Linked DNA regions of Mus musculus: region 2 is linked to region 1. The links are chromatin loops, found by intact Hi-C in ENCODE. Cell type or tissue: heart. All regions are shown on one strand. Each heading gives the region's core, and the rest is flanking DNA. Links, peaks and the distances in the headings are about the cores only.

What was found. A loop is a pair of places that touch in the nucleus more often than their neighbours do. Peaks named below come from ENCODE experiments on the same cell type or tissue, not always from the same donor. Only the 100,000 strongest peaks of a DNase experiment are listed, where the experiment ranks them.
Region 2: it touches region 1 in a loop (3-fold over the local background); 7 of 42 quality-filtered maps call a loop at or near these places.

Annotation. Positions count from the first base shown.
Region 1 is chr6:129,091,027-129,099,567 of GRCm38, reverse strand. It overlaps Clec2e (C-type lectin domain family 2, member e), which reads left to right. Exons shown (of 5, transcript NM_153506.4): 2 at 1,080-1,205; 3 at 4,368-4,552; 4 at 5,095-5,201; 5 at 6,018-7,752. The coding sequence ends at 6,162. Among named protein-coding and RNA genes, the nearest start is that of Clec2e, 5.6 kb to the left of the region's middle. In heart, for the core only: a CTCF peak has its summit at 4,245; DNase peaks (open chromatin) are centred at 1,387 and 4,217.
Region 2 is chr6:128,849,797-128,858,337 of GRCm38, reverse strand. It overlaps BC035044 (cDNA sequence BC035044), which reads left to right. Exons shown (of 3, transcript NM_001254946.1): 3 at 8,133-8,541. The coding sequence ends at 8,256. Gm34849 (a long non-coding RNA gene) reads right to left here and starts at 1,305. Exons shown (of 3, transcript XR_378059.1): 1 at 1,080-1,305; 2 at 400-532. In heart, for the core only: CTCF peaks have their summits at 1,960 and 4,094 (motif pointing left); DNase peaks (open chromatin) are centred at 1,917, 3,637 and 4,007; H3K27ac peaks cover 386 bases.

The sequences.
Region 1 (8,541 bases), core at 231-8,230:
ATAAACCTATCCAGTACAAACCTTTTATCAAGTTAGGGAAGTTCCTTGAGTTCTTAATGTGCTCAGAGTTGTTATTTTGTATTTACCTTGAATTTTGAATATACTTTTGCTGATATTAATGAAATGGTTGTTGTTTTAATTTTCTTCTTCTGATAATATATTGAATTACATATCATTACGTAGTTCTTTAGAGTGAGCAAGTGAATTATCTAGTTAGTTACATTCACAGATAGAACAGGGTCTGATATAGTTCTCTCAACCTCTTACTCAATTTTTTTATTTTTATTTTATTTTTTTAATTTTTATTTTTTATTTTTTGGTTTGGTTTTTTTTTGTTTTTTGTTTTTTTTTTTTTTGAAACAGGGTTTCTCTGTATAGCCCTGGCTGTCCTGGAACTCACTCTGTAGACCAGGCTGGCCTCGAACTCAGAAATCTGCCTGTCTCTGCCTCCCAAGTGCTGGGATTAAAGGCATGTGCCACCACCGCAGGCTTTTTTTTAAAAAGATTTATTTATTTTATGTATGTCCATTACAGATGGTTGTAAGCCACCATGTGGGTGCTGGGAATTGAACTCACGACCTCTAGAAGAGCAGTCAGTGCTCTTAAATGCTGAGCCATCTCTCCAGCCCCCTTACTCAATATTTAACCAAGATTGGCCTTGAACTCCTGACTTTCTTGTATTAGTAGCCACATTCCTGAGCCATCACTCCTGACACATTGATTTTTTTTTTCTCTTTACTGTTATTATGGTTTCCTCAGCCCTAACCAGATCTATTCACATGGAACTGTACCTATAGATAACTTTGTTGGTGTTTCTTCTTCATCCTGATCTTCACTCTTTCTGTTTCTTGCTCTCTCATTGGCCCTTACTTCTATAACTTGATGATTCTATGACACAAAGTCTGTTTCCCTTTCCTCTAGTGTTCTGTCAGCCAAAGATATCATTTATGGACTGAAAACTTCTGTGAAGGGGTTTTCACTAGGGGAGTACAAGACAAATATGCACATGATTCTGGGATAAATTTATATTTTTCTATAAAAGGTTTGCAAAATTGACATTCTCAGATTTATATTTTCAGGTAAAAAACTCCAAGCAAAATGTCTCGGAATCATCTCCGCTGCATCTTGTGTTAAACTTTACTGCTGCTATGGAGTGATCATGGTCCTTACTGTAGCTGTAGTTGCTCTTTCTGTTACTTTGTCAGGTAAGTGACTTATTCTTCAAATTCTGTGACACTCTGTCCATATTCATTGTCAGTTATACTTACTGACCACTGTGACTCAGGCATTGTGGGAAGGGTGCCAGAGAAAACACACTGGAAGTTCCTGTTGTCTGGGAACTTAGGTTCCATCAGGAAGATGCAGTGAAAGAACACACAGGCCATGGTGTACACAGGAGTCTTGGCTCAGCATCCCTGGGAAGATGACGTTCAGCAAGCTCTAAAGAGAGATGCAGAGGGCATAGGTCCCCTTAGGGAACTGTTCAAGGCAGATAACAAGGAGATAAAATCTCAAAGTAGGAACCTCAAGGAGTAGGAACCCAAAGCTGCAGCTAAAGGGAAGTGAGAATAGTGAGTAGTCATATGGTTGGGAAAGGTACAGAACCCATGACCCATAGTTAGAAAATTCTAGAATATGATTCCTAAGGGATTAATTGTGGACTGTTTTGAATAATGTGGCAAACTCTTGTATACCTTTGCTGCCGTAGCTGGAGAAAATGTTTTATAATATTGTTTGATATCCTGGTTTTTGGAGACAGGGTTTCTCTGTGTATCCCTGGCTGCCCTGAAACACATTATTTACACCAAGCTGGCATTGAACTTGGAAATCAGCCTACCTCTGCCTCCCAAGTGCTGGGATTAAATATGTGCACCACCAATGCCTGAATCATTTATGTAATCAACTTTAGCTGCACCAATGACTAATATACAAGTCTAAACAGGTTAAACATTTGCCAACAAATCTTAGTGTAACCTAAACTATTATGTAACCCTAAAAAGAGTCATATAAAAGAAGTGATGTCATCCTCACTGCCTGTATATTTGTCCCTTTCACTAAAGCCTTGTAGTGCTGGATATGAGAACTGGAAACAACTATAACACAGCCCCAGTAAAAATATTTGGGGTATCATTCCCCCATTTAATATTTTGCTTCAAAGATCACTTGTTTCTTGAAATTCAGTAGACATTTGAAAGAACAACCGACCAATTCTGATGTTACCGGAAGGAAAAGGAGAAGGTAGAGAAGAAATATATCTGTTATTTTTCTAAGATGTCCTCTGAAACATTGCTGTAGTTGGAGCTTTTTACACACACACACACACACCACCACCACCACAACAACAACAACAACAGCAACAACATACAAACATGCTTACATAATTGCACACACATATACCACCAACAACAACAATAACAACAACAACAAGAACAACATACATACACATGCTAGCACAATTGCACACACACACACACACACACACACACACACACACACACACACATCACTTTATTATAATAGACTCACAGGTAAACAAACACATCACTCGGCCCCATCAACACAGCCACTCATACACTTGCTGGGTCTCCAAACCTTGGTATCTCACTAACTTCCACACACTTAGAATAGCCATTGTGAAGCCATGAAGCTTTGCTTATGGTTTAGACTTGTCAGTCACATTTTTATGCACTTGTCTTCCACACACAAAAAAAAGAAAAACTATGGAAGAGTTGAAACTAAAAAAATAATTCTGTTTTTAAACTTTGCACAACTTATAGCCCATTACTTGCATCCTGTCCTTCCTTGTCACTTTATATCACTCTTCTTTCTTCTCCTCTCCACATGGTATTCCATGAGCACCCACACAGCTGCTTACACTGTCTGCTATAGGCTGGGACTGGATGTGAAGGCTTACAATGGGCTTATTTTCTTGGACCTTGGATTACCTTCCTTAATATTATACTTTCTAGGTACCCCCCCTCCTACAAATTTCATTTACAGCTAAATAACATTCTTGTTTGTGCCTGTAACACATTTACATTATCCATCAGTTGGTGAGCATCTGGGTCAGTTCTGTTTCCTTGCAGATAGAGGAGCAATAAACACAGATGTGCAAGTATCTCTGTGGTAGGATGTGGAGTTCTCTTCATATATGCCCAGGAATATCATAGCTGGGCCACACAGCAGGTCTAGTTTTAAGTTTTCTGAGAACCCTCCATGTGGACTATATCTGCTTGTACTTCCACCAGTCGTAAATAAGTGTCCCCATTTCTTAATATGCTTCTGAACAGGCTGAGTTCTGCCTCTGAGTTTTCTGCCTCTGCCTCCGCCTCTGCCTCTGCCTCTGCCTCTGCCTCTGCCTCTGCCTCTGCCTCTGCCTCTGCCTCTGCCTCTGCCTCTGCCTCTGCCTCTGCCTCTGCCTCTGCCTCTGCCTCTCTGCCTCTGCCTCTGCCTCTGCCTCTGCCTCTGCCTCTGCCTCTGCCTCTGCCTCTGCCTCTGCCTCTGCCTCTGCCTCTACCTCTACCTCCTGATTACTGGGATTAAAGGTATATGCCACTACTGCCCAACGTGGTTGACAAACTTCTTGATGATAGCCAATCTGAGTTTCTATACCAAGAGCCAGTATATGTTTACACACACACATATATATACATATACATATATACATATATATATGCAAACATACATATATATACACACACACATATATATGGAAATATACATATAAATGTATATATGCAGATATATGTATATATACATATATAGAGAAAGAGGGAGTATGTGTGTGTGTGTGTGTCAGAATTATAGGAAGCTTATGATCAAAATGTTGGTATCAAAAATTATTTGACCCTGCCATGTTTTGCATGCTGGCATTTTTCTATACTAACATCCAGACAAGTAAGGAGTTTCTTTCTTTTGTTAGAGAAAAGGAGAATGTGAAGGAGAATTATGGGAAAGCACACTGTAGGATGCTAGGAATCAGGGACAGTCCTAAGGAGCTGATGGCCTAGAAAAGAGTTTCTCACAGGGTATGGTGTCTTGTTCCTAGCACTTAGGAAGAACAGCCAGGAGGATTACAATTACAATCTCCAGACAAGTTCAGCCCACATAGTGAGATCAAGGCCAGGCAGTGAGACATAGCTAGATTCTGTCTCAAAACACAAAGAAGAAAAGTGAAAATATTCCCTTAGATCCCCACTGGAAGGCTCTGTATTGGGGACCTTCATGCTAGGAGGGGCCCCCTAGTGTCAGTTAAGAAAACTACAGTCCAAGTACACACCTCACAACTGAAGTTTGGATGGCTAGACAAAGGGATCAGACTTGGAAATGTCTCTTTGTTACATTTTATATTACTGTCTCCATTTAAGTGAGAAAGAAAAAACCAGTCATGGAGAGCTGTGAACCTTGCTATGCTGTATGCTCAAGTGGCTGGATTGGATTTGGAAATAAATGCTTTTATTTTTCTGAAGACATGGGAAACTGGACATTCAGTCAGTCCTCCTGCATAGCACTAGATGCCCATCTAGCTCTATTTGACAGCTTGGAGGAACTGGTAAGAAAGGGGATCAGTAATGGGTTTGTTGTTTTGTTGAATATGTACTACTGCTTTGAGATTGAGAGCTTGGGGCTAAAGCATGAGGAAGAATCTCATTCAGGCAGATGGGGTATATGCAGAAGACAGTAGTTTGTGCCATTTCCTGGTGTTATTGCTTCTGGCTTGAGCCCTAAGCTATTGCAGAGATCTGTTATCATGTAGTGCGCATAGTAAGACCTTACAGGCCACACATACAATTTTCTGAGATACCTTGTGGTCATGTAAGCTCTTCTCCAAGCATTCACTTGTTGCATAATGAATTTGGCATCTATTAAAAATGGCAAGGACATTGTAAATCAAGGACCTACCAAGTCACATCAATGTATTTTGGGTTATGGGTGTAAAATGCTTATACTGAGAACTAAGGGTTATTATGGCTCCAAAGTTGATGAGCCTCAGTTATAAGATGCTGTCATCTTGAGAGGAGGCTCTAGGGTGGAGACTCAAGGGTCATGTTAAACTGAGAGACACATGTATTTCCTTTATCTGTGTTATGACAGAATTTTCTGAAGAGATACAAGGGGGCTTCTGACCACTGGATTGGACTACACAGAGAGTCTTCAGAACACCCTTGGATATGGACAGACAACACTGAGTATAACAACTTGTACGTTTTCAGAAAACTTACGCTTATACTGTGTTTATTTGCTGTGAAATGTGTGCATTGTATCTGTAAGAGATGCAAACACCACAACATCACAAACTCAGGTTTTTTTTTTTATATCATCCAATTCATTGGCCATCTTTCAACACATTTACTTAGAGTAATTTCACTCAAAAATCTATACCATAATAATGGCATCTGGGGGAGATATTGTCTGTTTTATATCACCAACTGAAAATTTTTCTTTACTGGTGTCAGAACTATATATCAGGGAGGGTGGAGGAGGAGTGTTAAAAAGCCCAGGAAGCCAGTGCAGAACTGCATGGGTAAGACTTGTTGGTCCTCTGTTCTCCCTGTACCTGTTTACTGAAGCTGATATTCCAGGGATATTGGTAACCTTTCTAATGCCTCCTCATCAAAAAGCCCAGAGACAGCTCTTGTGTGAGCATAGCTAGCCATTTTGAACAGAGCCATTTCAGTGGAGTGGTAAAATACAGATATAGTCACATCCATCATTAAGACCTCCAAGAAATTTATTAAGAAGTAGGGTTTCCCTCACTTTTATACATGTGTAAAATACATCAAGAACTGAAAATCACCCTCAGTGATGTCACCCTGAGCAGCAGTTTGTTTGAGCATAATAGCAAGCACCAGTTAATTCCTTTGTACACACATCCCAGGGTTCAACATAGATGAATGACAAAGATGTGATGTTCAAATCAACCCTGAGGATGTAAAAGATGCTAGGTTTAAAACTAGATCAGGTGTTTTAATGCAATGCTAGCCTGTGCAGTAATTATTATTTGTTCTTTGCTTTAGGGTTCTCACCCGAGGAGGAGGAGAATGTGCCTACTTGAGTAACAGGGGGATCTACAACAGCAGTGGGGATATACATAAAAAATGGATTTGTAACAAGCCCAACAACTACACCTTACAGCGCCCACTAATTGTAAATCCCGGATAGGGAATGTGCCAAAGCATGCGTGAGAAACTGATGCTCTGTGACCTGTTATCTACAGTTGCTCCTCTACTCATATCTACCAAAACTATTATCAAAATTCATCAGTAATCACACTGACAGCAAAGATGAAAACTTGCTTAAAGGATCATAGATATACTGCATAGAATTTGGATAGATGATTCTAAATCAAATAGGTGTTTGGGTATAAGTACTGATAGGTAAAACTAAAGTATAAACAAATCTGTATTAGTGAGGTACATTTTGTGATCAGGTATGAACTTTTTTCATTGGTCCTTGCTATGAATTCAGAGGCACTAAAAATGTGGGGTGACTGAACCCATGGAAGTTTATTCTGTAATCACAGGACAGATAATAATTGGCTTGTGGCCTCCAAACATTATAGACAGTATAGTCATCATTCTTTTAAAAAATTCAATGACCAATCTGAAAGCAGATAGAGACAGGATTAAAAGCAATGCTTTACACTAAGATTTAATAGCATTGTCAAATAATTTTACACTTTACTTCTCAGATTTTTTAAAAATTGAAACAGACTAAGAATATGTTACAAACAAATTTCATTTTCCAAATTTAACAGTTTTAAGAACTCCATACATGATTATGCCATTTGAATTTTATTCTTTAATAGGTTCTTTTCAGATGAGGAGATAGCTGATTACTGAAACCCCTTCAGATGCCTAATCTTGCAATCATTTACACATTGTTAAATTTTAAGGACAAAATATTTTAAATTTTTGGATCATGTGCTATACTGTACTGATGAGTCCCAAAAAGGACGAAATAACAGTTCACAAACAATTTCTCTGTTAACTTTCTTCTTACTTTGTATATGGATTAAACCTTCTCACGCATGCTAGGCAAACACCGTACTACTGAAATTTACCACTATCCCTTTTTCTAAATTTTGTTTAATAACAAAGTCACTCTGTAAACCCCAGAAGGCGATATTCCTGAGATAGCCTGAGACAACCTGTGGACTTGGCAACATAATGCTAAAAGCTTTGACAGACTTGTGCTAACAACTTAGTGTGAGAGACCAAAATGTGGGAAACCAGAACCTCAGCAACTCTCACCCTGAAGATCTGGCTGACCCTTTGATGGGAGTTATGTCATCCCTTCCTTCATGTCTCTACTTGGAGCCTGGGACTGTTTAGATAAAGCCAGCATCACCTCCTCCTTCATGTCTCCATTTGGTTCCTGGGACTGTTTAGATAGGGCCGGCACTCCGAGATAAGCTGCAAGATGTTTGAAGCCTGCAATCAGCATCCGCCCCAGATGTCTATCCCTTTATCTGTACTTTTATTATACCCTCCCGAACCCTCCCTATTTGTTTCTCATTGTGTGCTTATAACCAGGCTCCTAGACTCCATTAAACAGACCTTGACAACTCTTTGCTTGGTCTCGCTCCCTTTTCTCTGACCATTTCTCTTCCAGGCCTCAGTCCTCCTAGACCCATGGAATAACTAAGTCCTGCTGGACGGGACAACTTAGCAACAAAGCATCAAGAAGTCTGGCATGGCAGGCTTTCCCTTTATAAGCACAAACTCTTAGTAAACTTTGGGCATGATCAGAAATCTGTCTTGGTCTTGTTACTTCTCACCTTCCTCTCCTGTTAGAGACCATACTGTGAGAAAGCGAGCCCTTCACAATCTCCCACCCTGACAAGCCAAATGGTCTTGTGCCAGGAACCGGTCATCACTCCCTTCTCCCTGTTCCCTTCCTGGCACCTGAGGCTGTAAAAGCTGAATTATAGTCCCCTCTTCCTTATCTCTTTCTGACTCCCATGACTTCCAAGGACATGAGTTACAAGCTGAGCCTGGCCTGACACCCAAGGCTATTAAGGAGAATCTATGTTCCGAAGATAAGACTCAGAGTGCCCACCACTCTGACTTCAGCCCTCATGTCAGCAGATGCCCACTGCTTTGTTCTTTGTTAATTCCCCCTCAACCCTTCCCTATTCCCCTCGATGTGTGCTTTAAAAGCCGGCGTTTCAGCCTAATAAACTGAGACCTCCATAGGACCCTCTACTTGGTCTCCAGCTCCTTTTTCTCTTCCTCCCATTTTCTCCCAGATTTGCGGTCCCCCTCGCACCCACAAATAACTGAGTCCCTCGGGACGGGATACTCTCCCATACAGCTCCAACCTCCCACTCACAGGAACCCAGTTAGTGTGGCCACAGGTGGCTACAGATGGCGCCCGAACAGGTACGGGTGGGACCTGAGTATGAGTAGATCAACTGAGAGAACACTGTCTTGGTAGAGCTCTACAAGAAAGAATAGTAAGAAGATGTATCTGGCACAGTGAGCAACACTTTGTATTCATGCTAGCACTGGCTTTAAACTTCATCTTTTCAAAACTGGT
Region 2 (8,541 bases), core at 112-8,111, 240 kb after region 1:
TTGTGTTTACCATTTACTATCTGGTTATCTCTGGTGTTAACTGGCCTTGCTGTCTTTGACTAGCCTGTCCCTCCTTGTAGGAAGGTAGCTCTCTGTAAGATGGGTGTCAGCAGGCCTTCTGGGAGGCAAACAGTGCTGTCTCTGGTTAGGAGGGCCTCCTGTGTCCCTGGCTCCAGCAAATCTCCTGTGACCCTGGTTAAGGGAGACCTCCTGAGAGCCAGGCTTTCTCTGGGTATGAGCAGGTTAGCGGGCCAAGTGAGCTGGAGTTCCTGGTCTGCCTCAGGTGAAATTGTGGACAGAAAGGAAGATGAGCCTCCAGCAGGGAAATAGTTCCTGCATCTGTTGGGCCTTGTGGGGACCCAATTAGGCCAGGTATTAGGGTGGGGAAGGGGGTCTCACCTGTGATCGTAGTTATGATGGAACTCCTAGAAGTCAGGCTGTCTCTAGGTATGAGAGGGGGTCTGGAGCACCCAATCTGCCTCAGGCAGACTTGCAAAAATGGTTTTTAATTACAGCAACTTCACATACTTTTCTGTCAAGGTAAGATGACAGGTATAAAGTATTAAATATAAAGTACATATATACACATATAAAGGATATGTATAGTATAAAGGGTATATCTCATATAGATGTCATGTACAGTATAAAAGGCATTTATAGTGTAAAGGGTACATTTATATTATATATAGTGTATATAGTACAAAGGGTATTTGTAGTATAAAGGGTATATATTGTATAAAGGTTATATATAGTACAAAAAGCATATTTGTATAAAGGGTATATAGTATAAAGGGCATATATAGTATAAAGGACATATATAGTATAAAGGACATATATAGTATAAAGGGCATATATAGTATAAAGGACATATATATTATAAAGGGCATATATAGTACAAAGTTTAAAGGGTTTGATCAGATGCATTGGATGGGATAATGCAAATCCCTCCATCATGGTGTCTGGTCAATGCAGACAATAGCAGATGCTGGGTCCACAGTGGAGTGGACTAATCCCAAGCCCTGAAGGGAGAGAAGATGGCAGGTATAAGATGTCTGGGCAGTCATGAATATGGTTCTCACCTGGTAAGTGGAATGGTAAATCAAAGCAGTGTCAGCTTGTCTGGCCGTATATGAAAGCTGCAAAAGACAAAGAAGCCAAGAGAGATGGACTGAGATGGTGACAGGCACAAGAGGAATTTCCTCAGAACATGTCAGTAGCTCATAAGAAGGAAAGGATGCTCTGAAACTTTCTTAAGAAATATAGAGGGGGCTGGAGAGATGGCTCAGCGGTTAGGAGAACTGACTGTTCTTCCAAAGGTCCTAAGTTCAAATCCCAGCAACCACATGGTGGCTCACAACCACCCGTAATGAGATATGACACCCTCTTCTGGTACAGCTGAAGACAGCTACAGTGTACTTAATGATAACAAATAAATCTTTGTAGCTGGGCGGTGGTGGCACACGCCTTTAATCCCAGCACTCGGGAGGCAGAGGCAGGTGGATTTCTGAGTTCGAGGCCAGCCTGCTCTACAAAGTGAGTTCCAGGACAGCCAGGGCTACACAGAGAAACCCTGTCTCGAAAAAAAACCAAAAAAAGAAAAAAAAAAAAAAAAAAGAAATATAGATAACTTATCTATAAATCTTATTCTTTAAAAAATGAGCTTAAGTGGATTGTAATCGATTATTCCTCTGCCCGTGAAATGAGCCCATATAAACCAGATTAGATTATATTAAAGGTGGGTTTGTTGGATATGTAAAACATGCGCCTCGGTCCCTTGTCCCTGGGCCGGAAACCAAACATTTCAGCCCTTTGTAGGTTATAAATGATTGAGAGTCAGCAGCATAATTGTCTGAGGGCTTCCTGTTGACATTAGGGCTCTGCAGTTATGGGGTGTGAACAAAGGGCTGGGATGCTGGCCAAGTCTGAGGAGGAACTGCTTGCTTCACTGTTGTCCAGGCTGTGGGACCATCTGTGGGTAAGAGCGGGAAGGCTCAGTTGAAGCAGTCTGTGAGGCTGGGCCAGAGCACCTGTGGGTAACTGTTTTGGAGCTTTGCTGGATGCAGATTCTGAGAGAACACCTGGAAGTTAGGGGCAGAAGATAAAGGTTAGAGAGAAAAACGTTTTTGGGGGTGGACATTTCAAACTCTTAGGCCCATGGTCTTGGGAGTTGGAGGAGAGGTGCAGGTCCCAGGATAGATCCCATCCGCAGGAAGAAACAGACTGTTAGTCGACAGTCCAGTGAGAGGTAGATTCAAATAAATTCCCGGAAGCTTACAAGAACCTTCTTAAGTTTACAAAAAGATAAATCCTTCGAAACTTGCATTTACCCACCTCAGAACATCTTCTTAGACCTTTAAACACTTTCTTAGACCCTTACTTTTTGGGAAGCTTTCATATTCCCAGACCTTACATAAACTTTTCCTATCCAATTATTTACCATGAGACACAGGTTGTTGATCACTGGGTTCAGACCCCTCAAAGACCTGAGAAGGATACTATAATCTAAATGGCCCATGTCTCAATTAAAATGACTGACTGACTCACCCATTACCCAGACAATCACCCCACTAGGATCCTGTGATGTCCATGGCTTAGTGGGGGGACACAGGTCACAGAGACAGATTAATCATTAGCTGCCAGGCCGGGCTAATCTGAGAGGCCTTCCTGTGGAGGAAGAACTGGGGAAACTGATCTTGCTTTGACTTAAGTAATGCAAGGCATGCCCAGTGCCCCTATTTGTCCACAGTTAAGGCCAGGCCTCAGGAGCAGGCAAGGCAGTTGAGCAATCTTTCTTAGTGGCTATCTTGCCACAATCCAGCTAGAATCCCTTCTTGTTGTGTCCATAACTTCTTGGAGACATTGGAGTTCCATTGCTAGGATTTGGAAGTCTGTCATTTTAAGCATCTTAACTTTAAGATTTTAAATGCCATATTCAGCAGGGCTCTGACAGGTTTGAGTGCTAGAACCTACTAGGCATATCTGGGTTAGAATCTATGTCTGTTTCTAGTTATCTTCTCTAAACTGTACATCTAGCAAACATAAAACAGGAGGCTAAATAAAGTTTTAATCATTAACTGCATCAGTTCTCAACATGACTTTAAATATAATTCCAAACAAATGAAAAGATATGATTATTTATAAGGTTAGTGGCTATCAACTTGTATTTCTTAGCTATACTAGCTTTTATGAGCCTAGAACCATAAATCTTATCTCAATTTAAAAGTATCTTTTGGAGACCTACTTCCTTGCACCTGTGCTGTGGCCCTTAAGAAAGATGGGAGTGAAACTATAATTCCACCCTCCTTATGCCAAAGTCAAGATGGCGACCAGTCACGTGATGATTATTTTCCTCCTGACAGCTTGGCGGGCCTTTTTTTTTTTTTTTAATTGGCTATTTTCTTTATTTACATTTCAAATGTTTTCCCCTTCCCAGGTCTCCCCTTCTGAAACCCCCTATCCAATCCCCCTTCCCCATGCCTCTATGAGGGTGCTCCCCCACCCAACCATCAACTCCCGTCTTTCTGGCATTCCCCTACACTGGGGCATCGAACACCCTCAGGCCCAAGGGCCTCTCCTTCCACTGATGTCCAACAAAGCCATCCGCTGCCACATATGCAGCCAGAGCCATAGATCCCTCCCTGTGTACTCTTTGGTTGGTACTCCTCCAGAGCACCGGGAGGTCTGGCCTGTTGACACTGTTGTTGCTCCCTACATGGGGCTGCAAACCCCCTCAGCTCCCTTTCTAACTCCTCCATCCCGGACCCGTGCTCAGTCCAATGGTTGGCTGCAAGGATTTGGCGGGCATTTTTAAATGAGCAGGCCAAGTCATTCACCATCATCATTACAATCAGTACTGCTGCTTCTGCTGCTAACAATGCTGAGGTCACACTGGACAGAGGGAAGTCGGTGAGGTGGAGGAGGGCAGGGCTAGGCGGCACCTGGAGCCCTGTGCTCACGGGGAGTGGGAGAGAGGAGAGAGTGCAGTTCCCAAAAGACCTGTACATGGGGAAGTTCAGGCTATTGGTCTATACACCTGCAGAATATTTTAGGGTCACGAAGGATGTTATGGTAATGAGTGCCCCCTGGTGGCTGTTTATACACATTGTGCAAGGGATTTTAATGACCAAGTCACAGAACAAAGAAAGACAGATGGTCTGAGACAGCCCCAATTTAGATAGAGTGTGTAGCAGATACCCCAAGGATGACTGAGGATCAGCTTTAGACTCAGTGTTTGCCCCCCACCCCCAGCCTTGCTGGAGACCCAAGGCCTGTGATGCAGCGTCTCACGTGATAGCCTGGGTCTCACTTGATAGCCTGCGGTGGAACTGTGGTGGGTGGGGAAACCCTGGAAAGCCATCTCCAAATCCAAAGGCTCTCTGAAGCAAAGACCTGGTCTGTGTTCTGGAATAGTCAGGCTCGCCCTGCTAAGGCCACAGCTTTGCAGAGGCTCTCGGGGCCCTGGACCTGGGAAAGGTACCCGGTACCTCTTAGGCTATGGCTGGGAAATGGTGACTTGACTGATCTCAAAGTCGATCTCCTCAAGCTGAGAGTAATGAAGAAGAGGTCTCAGTCCCCTGGGTGGGGACTCAACTTCTCCTGGGATTTCAGCAACATCGGAAAGGTTATTTCTCCTGTTAGTGAAATGAACCAGTTCGAGAATGTACTCATTACAGTGACATTTAGTGAAAATTGATGTCCTGTGGGAATCAACCCAGAAGCATAACAACTTCAAAAAAGGGTGAACAGTAATTGCTAGCCCCTTTCAAGCCTGTGAAAATCAAAGTTTCTGGAAAGAAGCAGAGACTTCCACATAAACTTCTGTAAGGCTGATTAGAGCTTTAGTGGCCGCTGAGGGTTGGAAATGCTGTGAGCCACTTTTATGAGCCACTTTAGACCTCTAGAAAAAATGAGAGAGAGAGAGAGAGAGAGAGAGAGAGAGAGAGAGAGAGAGAGAGAGAGAGAGAGAAGCAAGGAAGGAAGAACCATTTATTTTATGCACATTAGTGCTTTTCTTGTATATATGTATGTGTACCTTGTACATGCCTGGTACTCCTGAAGGTCAAAAGAGAACATCAGATCTCCCTGGAGAGGAGTCATCTCTCCAGCCCTCCATCTTTAGCCCTCACAATAACTGTTGCTCCCCTCTGTCCCTGACCTTTCTCGCCATCGAATAACTCAGAAGACTAGCTCTCCTTGGCATATATTAACAGACAGGTAGCTTCCACCGATCCAAAAACAGAGAGCATCACCAGGTAACATCTGAGCCTATACCAACGGCTCCCACTTTACTGTAACCATGTCTCTCACATCTCCACCGATGTGCTTGACAAGTGTCTTTGGGTGTGGCTTCCTTTGCTCTATTTTGGGTAATCTAAATCTGTGTTTCTGGGCATAGTCACTCATTTTGTCTCCAGAGTAAATGCTTATTCCCTTTGAAGTGAGAATTGTGCTTCTGCTCACAATGAAGAGTGACTCTGGGGACTTGATAGAAGAGCACACTGCCACTGTAGGAGAGGAGAGGCAGAGAAGAGAGAGAAGAGAGATTAGATACCAGCAAGCTGAGATTGCTTTATTGGAATAGAGAGGGGCCCAAACTTTCCATGGCATGAAGGTTGAACACATTTACAGGGGATGGGGACATAGGTGTTGGTGTGTGCATGTCTATATGTGTCTGTGTGTGTGTGTCTGTGTGTGTGTCTATGTGTGTCTATGTGTGTCTGTGTGTGTCTGTGTGTGTGTGTCTGTGTGTGTGTCTATGTGTGTCTATGTGTGTCTGTGTGTGTGTCTGTGTGTGTGTCTGTGTGTGTGTCTATGTGTGTCTATGTGTGTCTATGTGTGTCTGTGTGTGTGTCTATGTGTGTCTGTGTGTGTGTGTCTGTGTGTGTCTGTGTGTGTCTGTGTGTGTCTGTGTGTGTCTGTGTGTGTCTGTGTGTGTGTCTCTGTGTGTGTGTGTCTGTGTGTATCTGTGGCTACCAGGAAGATACAGCTGTGTTTGTGGTTTGATTGGAAGCAGAATACGTTGTTTTCAGTACCCAGGCTCTTACCCAAAATATCCCAACTCCGGTCAGGTGAAAAAGAAAAAGGACAGAGAGCAGACACCATTTGGGGAGGCTGCTGTTGGGTCTCAAAGGTAGGGTGGCCATGTTGGGGTTAGATAAAAGCTGCTAGGTTTTGGAACATGAAGAATATAGCGATGCTGTGAGTGAGGAAGTTGGTGAAACAGCTGAAAAGCAGGGACCAAACAGTAAAGTTAGCACAACTGCAATGATTGGCCATCCGAAAGTGTGATCCCCAGTCCCCAAGCAGCCAGGTGTCCCTCCAGAAAGCACTGCCTGCCTTTTCTCTGCGTTTAACTCCTTCTAACAATCACTTACATCACTCTCCCCAGGTCGAGCTGATTCTCCTCAAAGCGACACTCTGTCCTCCTGTCTTAGCATTGATTAAGTTCAGCCCTCTGTGGTTTTGCATGGGCCACCACAGCTGGAAATCTATTTTAGTTTGTTGTCAAAGGCCAGCTTTGACACCACAGGATAAATCAAGTCAGGCAGCAAGGTGTATCCTCAGCGATTGGGGTTAGTGCTGAGAGGAGCTGGTGGATGTGGGGGGGTCAGTTCAGATAGTGACCAACGAGGGTTGCTGCCTATGCAGCCAGCGATTAGAGAAAAGAAAAGGAGGGAAATCAAACACACACACAAACAAACACACACACGAACAAACACACACACACACACAAACACATACACACAAACAAACACACACACAAACATACGCACACACACAAACAAACACACACACAAACATACACACACACACAAACAAACACACACACAAACATACACACACACACACAAACAAACACACACACAGTGGGTGAAGCAAAAGCAGGCTCCAGCGATTTATTTTTTTTCTCTTAACCCTCTTTTGTACCCCTTTAAAAAAGTTTTCTATCTAAAAAGAAAGTTACCTCATAGCCACAAGTTGAGCAATCACCACAAAAACATATTAAAATAGATCAAAATCGTTACACAAGGGGAAATTACAACAGGATTGTTGATTATGTATTTCTTTTTTGAAACTTATATCTAGTTTAAAAAATTCTCATCTATCTTTATTTCCACAAGCTCACTGTAACCCCAAAGCAGCAATTCTTTTGTCATTGATTAACAAAGTCTGAGCAGGTCAAGTCTAGAGTAGCAAGGGTGTCCCTGTGCTATTGATTGATGTTGGTCGTAGGTGCAGCCATAGACAGAGAAGCTCAACAAGATGCTAAGCCTTCATTTTCTGAAGGAGCAGAGGGGCCCAACCTTCCCAGGAAAGACTGACACCCAGCTAGCTCACATCAGTTACCTTATTTAAACACCAAACAAGGTTAACTGGGTCTGGGAAAGGTTCCAGCTACCAAAGTTATCTTGCCCTTTGCTCCTCAGGATAGCAGACAACACACACAAATCTCAGTCCCTTTTTAACATGGCTAGTCATAATCAAAAGGAAGAACTCCGGGTTTGCCAGGAGTCGTAGGACCAAGATTAGAGCAGCTGCAAGCTCTCACATAGCACCCAGTGCAGACTCTCCAGAGAGAAAACATTTCTTCAAGGTTTAAACAGGCCCATAACAAGTTCTCAGCCTCTACTGATTGACCCAAACCTAACAAAAACTTTGCTGTAATAGTTCACTCAAAGCCAGACACAAAGGCTTTACTACTCGTCTCACTGAATTAATTTTCACAATATATACCGCCTCCTGAAGGAAACCAAGGCATTCCCTTGTGAATACACACCTCATCTGTGGCCAGCGTAAGTATTGTACAGGGAAGGTGGGAAGCATCCTCCCAACATCTGTAGAATTTTCATCTTACCAGAAGAAAGTTCAAGGTATACCTGAGAGATACAATTATATCTCGGCTATGCATTCAAAATAAAAATATATAGCTTGGTCCCTACCAACGAATGTAACTCTAGAGCCTCTTAAAAGATGTTTGTGGGCGGGAAGAAAAAATGTGTACACCAAGCTGGCCTCAAACTCAGATCCTTCTGCCTCTGCCTCTTCAGCATATCCTACAGGCCTGTGCCCCAGAGCTGGAAAGAACCCTTTTTTGCTAATTTTCTAATTGAAGCTTTCTCTTTATGACCTAGGTTGCCTAGATATTCCATGGATGTTTTCAAGAAATTCAAGCAAAGAACTGAGGGCCCCCTGCTGGCCTCTCCTAGAAACACAGGTCAACAATGCCAGGCAGCTTCCAGGCCAACAACACTCTAGTCTGCTGTGTGGTGCATCTCTGCTGTGCTGGCTATTTAGTCATCTGACCTCCACATTCACAGCACATGATCAGTACGGGGAAAGGCTGCACATGGAGGGCACTTTCCTCAGAGGTGACTAACAGGTCTCAAAAATAAGTTCTCTGACAACCTGCTCAGCCCACGAACCTGGGAGACTTGACACTGAGTCCAGGACTCCAGGAGACACTGAGTCAGGGCGGGAAGAAAACTCAACAGGGAGACTAGACAGACTTGGACACCGCTGGTTCTTGCCCATTGGTCCTCT